Regions from separate parts of the Homo sapiens genome. Here region 2 is linked to region 1. Evidence: chromatin contacts called from ENCODE Hi-C data. All regions are on one chromosome and are shown on one strand. The core of a region is the stretch at or near the end of the contact, and the rest is flanking DNA. Distances in the headings are between cores, read along the strand shown.

What was found. Hi-C counts contacts between places; a loop is a spot of excess contacts on that map. Pooled maps may share reads with other maps.
Region 2: a pooled map shows a loop between it and region 1 (3-fold over the local background). The contact joins the promoter of CCDC69 here to the promoter of SLC26A2 in region 1. A Hi-C loop is called at or near these places in 8 of 50 pooled maps.

Annotation. Positions count from the first base shown.
Region 1 is chr5:149,959,433-149,963,306 of GRCh38, reverse strand. It overlaps SLC26A2 (solute carrier family 26 member 2), which reads right to left and starts at 2,549. Exons shown (of 3, transcript NM_000112.4): 1 at 2,328-2,549. RefSeq lists a silencer at 2,494-2,613 and enhancers at 3,654-3,733, 3,530-3,874.
Region 2 is chr5:151,222,450-151,226,820 of GRCh38, reverse strand. It overlaps CCDC69 (coiled-coil domain containing 69), which reads left to right and starts at 2,729. Exons shown (of 9, transcript NM_015621.3): 1 at 2,729-2,898. The coding sequence starts at 2,851. It overlaps LOC105378230 (a long non-coding RNA gene), which reads right to left. Exons shown (of 4, transcript NR_160730.1): 4 at 2,471-3,345. RefSeq lists silencers at 999-1,293, 2,777-2,856 and enhancers at 2,977-3,176, 3,197-3,306.

The sequences.
Region 1 (3,874 bases), core at 1,300-3,799:
CTCTGTCTCAAAAAAAGAAAAAAAAAAAAATTAGCCAGGCGTGGTGGCATGTGCCTGTAATCCCAGCTACTTGGGAGGCTGACAAAGGAGAATCACTTGAACCCAGGAGGCAGAGATTGCAGTGAGCCAAGATGGCGCCACCGCACTCCAGCCTGGGCAACAAGAGTGAAACTCCATCTCAAAAAATAAATAAATAAATAAATAAATAAATAAATAAATAAATATAGCACCACTGCCATTGCTGCCATTTCCATGTCTTCCTCCTGGGCCCAGCCCTGCCTTGCACTCCTATGCCCTTTATTTTTCTCCATAGCTCTTCTCACCATTCCATACCACACATTGTTAATTGTCTTTCACATGAGGGCACTGACTTGCTCTGTTTTGTTCAAAGCTGTATTCTCAGTGTCTTGAACATGTCTTGCACCTAATAAATGCTTAGCAAGTATCTGTTGAGTGAATTAGAATTTAACAGCTATATGATAAGGAAAAAGGAGTTACTTTCCCCATTCTCACTTAACTCTCCAACCCCACTCTTCCGCCCCCACATGCCAAAACCAAGCTTATGTCAAGAAATTAAGCTTGGCAAGCATCTGCCTGGGGGTTTACATTCACTAAAAGCGTGATTATCCTTCTGTCAATCATGGGGGAAAATAAAAAATAAAAGTGTGGGCAGGGCACAGTGGCTCATGCCTGTAATCCCAGCACTTTGGAAGGCCAAGGCAGGAGGATTGCTTGAGCTCAGGAGTTTGAAACCTGACTGGGCAACATGGTGAAACACCATCTCTACAAAAACTACAAAAACTAGCCAGGTATGGCAGCGTGCACCTGTGGTTCCAGCTACTCAGGAAGCTGAGGTGGAAGGTTTGCTTGAACCCACGAGGTCAATGCTGCAGTGAGCCTAGATCGCGCCCCTGCACTCCTAGCCCGGATGACAGAGTAAGACCTGGTCTCAAAAAAAAAAAAAGTCAAATCAGAAATTAAAAAAAAGTGATTTTTTTCCCTCAAAAATTACCCCTAGCCCAGAGTATGTTCACCTCTAGATCTTCCCCTAGGAGGCAGCACATTACAGTACAATAATTGTCAAATACAGAGAGCCGTTAGCTTCTTAGGACCATCCCTGCAAATCCAAGGATGAGATCCAGGACTCCACACGCTAGATGATGCTGAACGAGTGAGCTTAGGACCACACTTGGAGAATCACTGGATGTGTTCTGGAAGTCAAACAGATCTCTGTTCAGATCCCAGCTATACTGCTCAGCAGTCATATGGCAATGGTTTTGTAAAACTTCACTGTACTCAGCATCAATTTCTGACCTGTAAAATGGGGTAACATTACCTAACTTGCTGGTTTGTAAGGCTAACACAACTACCTACCACAGTGCCTGGCACATAGCATTTACTCAATAAACGACAGCTATTAGTCTCTGTCCCTTGCTATATCCTGCCTTGAGATTCCTGATTTTAAAGGGTCCATTCCTTTCCCACAGCTTTGGCCCTCCATTTCTTATTGATTCAATTTTCAAAAACAAAAAGTTCTGCTTAATCTAGTATTGCATATCACATTAGTTGTAGATTTCACATAAAGAACTGTTGGGGACAAGGAGAAAAGACAGGTTAACTAGAATGGGCGCCGGAAGGCAATTTAAGTTCTGAATGTTTCTAACTCACTGTGATCCCCAATCTGTGCAAGGAAGGAGCCCAGGCTGATAGTCTATGAGTTTGGAGAGCTGGGTACAAGTCCTAGCTCTGCAAAAGACTTGCTGTGTATTTTTAGGCAAGGCTCTGGGCCCTCTCTGTCTTCTCAGTGTTTCCATCCATCCAGTGAAATAATACCAACTTAGTGTGTGAGTCCGAAAGAACAGGTCCTGATTTTGTACTTAATCGGGTGTGTGATTTTTAATAACCAAGATAACCAAGCCGTCTCGCCTGTGCCGGCCTCAGTTTCCCCATCTGTCCGAGGTGGTGGTGGCTCCTATCTCCTCGATCCCTATTCCAGATATCTAGGTTCGAGACGGATCAACGAGGACTGGAAAAGCAGCGGAGTGCGTGGCACCCGGCGAGATACGGCGAGATACGCGGGATGGAGGGCGGGTGGGCAGCCGCCAGCCAGACGGGCAGGCCCGGATCACCAGGGTGCAGTGCCACTCGCCCGGCCCCGGACCACCCGGGAAATAACCTGACGCACGCCCCGCTCCACGGCGGCGACCCCTGATCTGGGATTCTACCGCGCGGGGACCCAGGCAGAATGACTCTGGGAGGGGCCCGCTGACCGCTTGGCGGCCAGCACCGCTCCCTCCCTCTTCCCTGGTCCGCTTCCCTCTTCTCACCTCTCGGGTCCGGGCCGCTGCAGGCAACCAGGCGCCGCGGCACGCGTCTTCCACCGTGGCCTGACTGAGGTGGACACCGCGGCGCCGACAGAGCTATACCTGCCTGTCCCTTTCCCCGCCCATCGCTCGGACTCCGAAGGAGGCGGGGCCCGGCTGCCGGGACCTACGGGCGCGGCGAGGACGCACCGGCGAAGAGATGCCGGAGGCAGAGCCAGTGTAAACGCCCGCGGCCGAGGCCGTCACGTGGTACTGCCGGGCGAGCGACGCTACCACCAGCCAATAACTCGGCCCAGACCGGGGAGGGTGCCGCCCTCTGACTACTCTCCTCCTCGCGATTGGCTGCCCTGGACAGAAGAGCACAAGCTGGAAGGATTCTTAGAGAGGTTCCGCCGCTGCTTCCGTGGCGTTGACTCCTCCGCGGAGAGAGCGGATGACCGGCCTCGGCGGCTAGCCTGTGGCCAGGGTGAAATAGCAGGAGAGGCGCGGAAGCGCTCTGCCCAGAGTTTTGAAGTGCTCAGCGTTTGCGATCGGCCACCTCTTTATCCAGTACTACTTGGGACCCCGTTCCCTCCCACCCGCCTTTGTAGAACGGGAAATTGAGGCCCCGAACGGGAAAAGAGCTCCTAGAATGTTAGAGGCTCTTGCCTCACTATAACTCATTCCCCATCAAAGATTCCAGTAACCGGAAGGCTAAAATGTAAATTAAAAGGCCGGGCGCAGCGGCTCACGCTTGTAATCCCAGCACTTTGGGGGACCGAGTAGGGAGGATCGCTTGAACCCAGGGGTTCGAGATCAACCTGGGCAGTATAGCCGAACCTTGTCTCTATAAAACATAAAATGTAAATTAAAATGTAATTGTAGTTTTTGTTAAAATCCTTAGTGGGTTTAATGGCATTTGTAGGTAAAATCAAACCCTCCCTATGCCAAGGTACTGTGTGCTTCGGGCACTCATCTCTGCCCCCCTCCCTCGCTGATCTCCACCCATACTGGCCCCCTTTGCTCGCCACGCTTGTTCTCTTTAGGGACCTAAACATTGGTTCTGGCCATCAGATTTCTTCTGGTCTCTCAGGTCTCAGCCAAAACACCAGCCCTCTCCATGGCGAGGCCGTCCCTGACCACCCTGTGTAAACTAGCCACAGCCAGTCACATCCTTTCAGGTCATCTTGATTTAATTATCTGCCTCGAACTGGCCACTATTGAGTATGTATTAATTTGTTCATTCCTCACCTTGTTTGTAGCTTGCATGTGCCCACTAGATGGGGGTGAAGGAGGGCCTGTGAAGGAAGCATGATTAACTTCCTTTCCTTCCCTTTCCGGTGAACGTCTTCACAGTCATTCAAGGAACTCCCTTTCTTATCTAGAGATGATCCCCAAGTTTCTGTCACCCATCAGATTCAGAGTTTCCAAAACGTCATAAGCTGTCTTGGGAATCAGAACACAAACACTTGGGTTCTACTCCTGATGCTGCCCCTTGTGGCTGAAGACAAATCATTTCACCTCAATGGGCATCAATGTTTTCACCTTTCAAAGGGTAGTTAATGCCCTAG
Region 2 (4,371 bases), core at 1,480-3,979, 1.3 Mb before region 1:
GCTTACTGCAACCTCTGCCTCCCGAGTTCAAGTGATTCTCCTGCCTCAGCCTCCCTAGTAGCTGGAATCACAGGCATGCACCACCATGCTCGGCTAATTTTTAGTAGAGACGGCATTTCACCAAGTTGGCCAGCCTGGTCTTGAACTCCTGACCTCAGGTGATCCACCCGCCTCAGCCTCCCAAGGTGCTGGGATTACAGGCATAAGCCACTGTGTCTGGCCTACAAAAAAAAATTTTTTTTTTCTTTGAGAGGGAGTCTCGCTCTGTTGCCCAGGCTGGAGTTCAATGGCACAATCTAGGCTCATTGCAACCTCTGCCTCCCGGATTCAAGCAATTCTCCTGTCTCAGCCTCCTGAGTAGCTGAAACTACAGGCACACATCACCACATCCGGCTAATTTTTGTATTTTTAGTAAAGACAGGGTTTCACCATATTGGTCAGGCTGGTCTCGAACTCCTGACCTCAGGTGATCCATCCACCTCAGCCTCCCAAGGTGCTGGGATTACAGGCATGAGCCACTGTGCCTGGCCTACAAAATTTTTTTTTTTTAAATTAGCTAGGCTTGGTGGCAGGCACTTGTGGTCTCAGCTACTCGGGAGGCTCAGGTGGGAGGATCACTTAAGCCTGGAAGACTGAGGCTGCAGTGAGCCATGATCACTCCACCGCCCTCCAGCCTGGGTGATATTGCAAGATCCTGTCTCAAAAAAAAAAAAACTGTTTTAAAATTTCAAAATCTCACCAATACAGTGGTAGTCACTCAATTTTTTTTTTTAATGAAAATGAGTTTGTTATGTTTTGTAACACAAAAAATTCATCTTCATCAGTATTTTTGCTGGTTATGTGGCATTCTATTTTTATGGATATAGCATAATGTATTTAACCAACCTTCTTTTCTTGGCTGTTTAGGTTGTTTTGGGTTCTTTGTTTTTAATCATGAGCACTGTTCCAATAAACATTGTTAATTTTAGTATAATTTAAGTATATCCTGTTTCTTCAGTACCTGTGGAGCACGTCCTATGGCAGGGGTTCTCAAACTTTAGCCCAGGCCAGACATGAGTGGAGTGCTTATGAAGCCATAGATTCCTAAGCCCCATCCCCAGAGTTTAGGCCAGGGGTGGGGCCCGAGAATTTGCATTTCCAACAAAGGCGGCTGGTAGTGCTGACACTGCTGATTTGGGAATCACACTTTGTGAGCCACCATTCTCTATTATACTTGCTTTTGAGAACCTAATAACACGTTTCCTTAGTTTCCTTTCTTACACACTTTTGCAATTGGTTTTGTACCCTATGGAGGGAGCAATTTTTTTGAGGTCTCATATTCTTTCCCCATTCATGACTCTAAGCCGTTTTCACAGCACACCTTTCCAAGAGTTTTGGGCCTGACTTTAATATTCCAATATACACGCAAATAGGCATACACACTGATTTTCAAAATTGGTTATCTTTTTCCTGCATTGCCATTTCAGAAACCTCAGCTAATAACAAAGAGAAGATAAACAAAAGCTCCTTTTCCTAGACACTGACATTTTATGTCCCATAGTCACCATACCTGGCCTGCCTCAAGAGGTTGTTGTGATGAATAACATCTATCCAAGATGGATAGAGTCAAATATTACAGATGCTTGTGAGGTGGAAAAAACTATCAGCCCAGAAGTGAGGAGGCATTAAAATTAAACTTAGTATTATTGGCCAGGTGTGGGATCCCAGGACTTTGGGAGGCCGAAGCGGGCGGATTACCTGAGGTTGGGAGTTTGAGATCAGCCTGGTCAAAATGGTGAAACTCTGTCTCTACTAAAAATACAAAAATTAGTTGGGTGTCGTGGTGCATGCCTGTAATCCCAGCTACTGGGGAGGCTGAGGCAGGAGAATCACTTGAACCTGGGAGGCAGAGGTTGCAGTGAGCCAAGATCGTGCCACTGCACTCTAGCCTGGGCAATAGAGCGAGACTCTGTCTCAAAAATAAATAAATACAATAAACTTAGTATTATGATTTATTTGTAGGCCATTGAGTCAAAGTTTAGGTTCTGGAGTTAGAACTGTATTCTGTGCAGTGGCTCATGCCTGTAATCCCAACGCTTTGGGAGGCCAGGGTGGGAGGATCGCTTGAGGGCGGTCGTTCAAAATCAGACTGGAAAAAAGAAAAGAATTTGGTTGGGTATGGTGGTGAGCCTCTGTAGTCCCAGCTACTCAGGAGGCTGAGCTGGGAGGCTCGCTTGAGCCCAGGAGTTTGAGGCTGCAGTGAACTATGATAGCGGCAAAAAAAAAAAAAAAAAAGGAACTGGATTCTATCTGGGCTGTGGTAACTTACTAGCCATGTGACCTTAGGCAAATCATGTTGCATCTCTGAACACCATTTTCCTCACCTGTAAAATGGAGGAAGTAATACCTTTGTTGCACTGATATGGCAAGAAATAGAAATAAAATGTATAAAACAACTGGGACAAAAACAGCCCTCAATGAATGATAGTTGTTAGTTTATCAAATAATTGCTTTAATTATTTTTTCCCCCGGCCCTTTCTTAGCTGAGGGTTCGGAAAAGCATCTGTTGCTCCTTGAGGTTTTCTTTTCTTCTGCCCTGACCAGAGCTTCCTATTATTTAGAAGGATTCTGGTCACCTGCCTCTGGTGGCGGCGCCGCTGGCCCTGCGGGCTACACTGAGGCCCCGCTCTTCGGGTATTTACGGCGGGCGGCCGCCCCAGCTCAGGCTCAAGACAGCGCTTCCAGGTTCAGTTTCAGGGTCTCGCCGGCAGCCCCAGCCGGCGGGCGCGGAGCGGGCAGCGGGGCCCGGATCGCAGGCTCCTCTGGGGGCCCCGGAGTTGGGAAGCGGCGTCCGGGAGCCCCCGGAGGAGGATGGGCTGCAGACACAGCAGGCTGAGCAGCTGCAAACCCCCGAAAAAGGTAAAGGGCGCCGGCGGAGAAGTTTGCTTTCAGAGGAGAGGGGAGTGCGGAATCGCTCCGCCGCAGAGGACTCGGCGCCCCGGGCTCTCTCTGGTCGGCCCGGGATACCGGACGGAGAACCTGGAGAGGCCAGCTCAGAGACGAGGGAGGCTCTGCTGGGAGGCGCCCTTTACCCCGGCCCGAGCCGCACCAAGCAGCCGAGTTTACAAACACGGCACCCGGGCCAGGGAAAGGCAGCTGATTCCCGCTGCCTCGGGTGGGGAGATGTCGTGTGTCTGTGGCAGGTGCCCTCTGCTTTCGGTCTGGGGCTGTTCGCTGTGTGGCCATGGACAAGTGACTTGACCTCTCTGGGCCTTCGGCTTCCTCCCCCCGGGGGTTAAAGGCTGATAATCTCAGGGCTGCTCGAAGAGTGTTCCACAGACTCGCAGTATCAGCATCCCTGGGGACCTGTCAGAAATGCAGAATCTCAGGCTCAGGCCCAGTCTTGCCAAGACAGAAGCTGCCTTTTAACAATATGCCCAGGTGATGACGCTTTAAAGTTTGAGGCGCTGGTCTTAGGGCTCTTGCAGGCCCCAGAGCTGGTGAGTGTGGGCTGCCCTTGGGGTAGCTGGGAGGGGCCAAAGAGGGAGGAGATCTACTGCGTTCTGTGGCCCTCTCCTCCCTTCCTGTCCTTCCCCCAAGGGGCCTTGGAGCTGGGTCAGGGCCCAGGGGACAATTCTCAGGTTTCTTGCAGTGAGACCAGCTGCCCCTTGGGGTCTGACGAGCCCAGAAGGTCAGAGCCTGGAGCTAGAAAGATAGCCTCCTCAGGGGACACTGTGAGGCAGAGGGGAAGAAGGACCCTCAAATTCTGGCCCCTTTTCTTACCACTACCTGCCCCCTAGCCAGGTGGGACTAGGTGATCCCTTAAACTTTATCATCATTCCCCCTTGAGACCTTGAGAGGCCCCAAACTGTGACAGTGTTTAATAGTTTTGCAATGAACTTTAGTCCTCCCTCTGCTCCTGCTTTGCTTGTGCCCTGAGTACAGGTTTTTCTGCCTAACAGTAGTCCTAGCCTGGAGGATTCTACTCCCTTCTCTGACACCTCCTGGCTTTCCTTGCTCTCCCTTTATTACCAGATTGAAATTCTCACCAACTCCTGACCTAGAAACCCTCATGTCTTTACTCACTCCAACAGGGAAACTGAGGCTTGGCTCTATCAGTAGAAGGAAGGGGCTGGCTGACAGGGATGACAAGGCGGAGAGACCTGAGCCTTGGCTGAGACTTGTAACTGAGCAAGTGGTAGGCAGACATTAGCCCTGGGTGTAAGTCCTGGTGGTGCCATAAACATACTGGGTGACCCCAAGCAAGCCCTTGTGTCTCCCTGGGTCTCAGTTTCTCCCTGTATGGGGAGTGATGAGCAGGATGATCCCTAAGCATCTGAGAGTCTGTGTTCTCTGCACCTGTGTCAACCTTGTAGCTTGCAAAGTGGACCA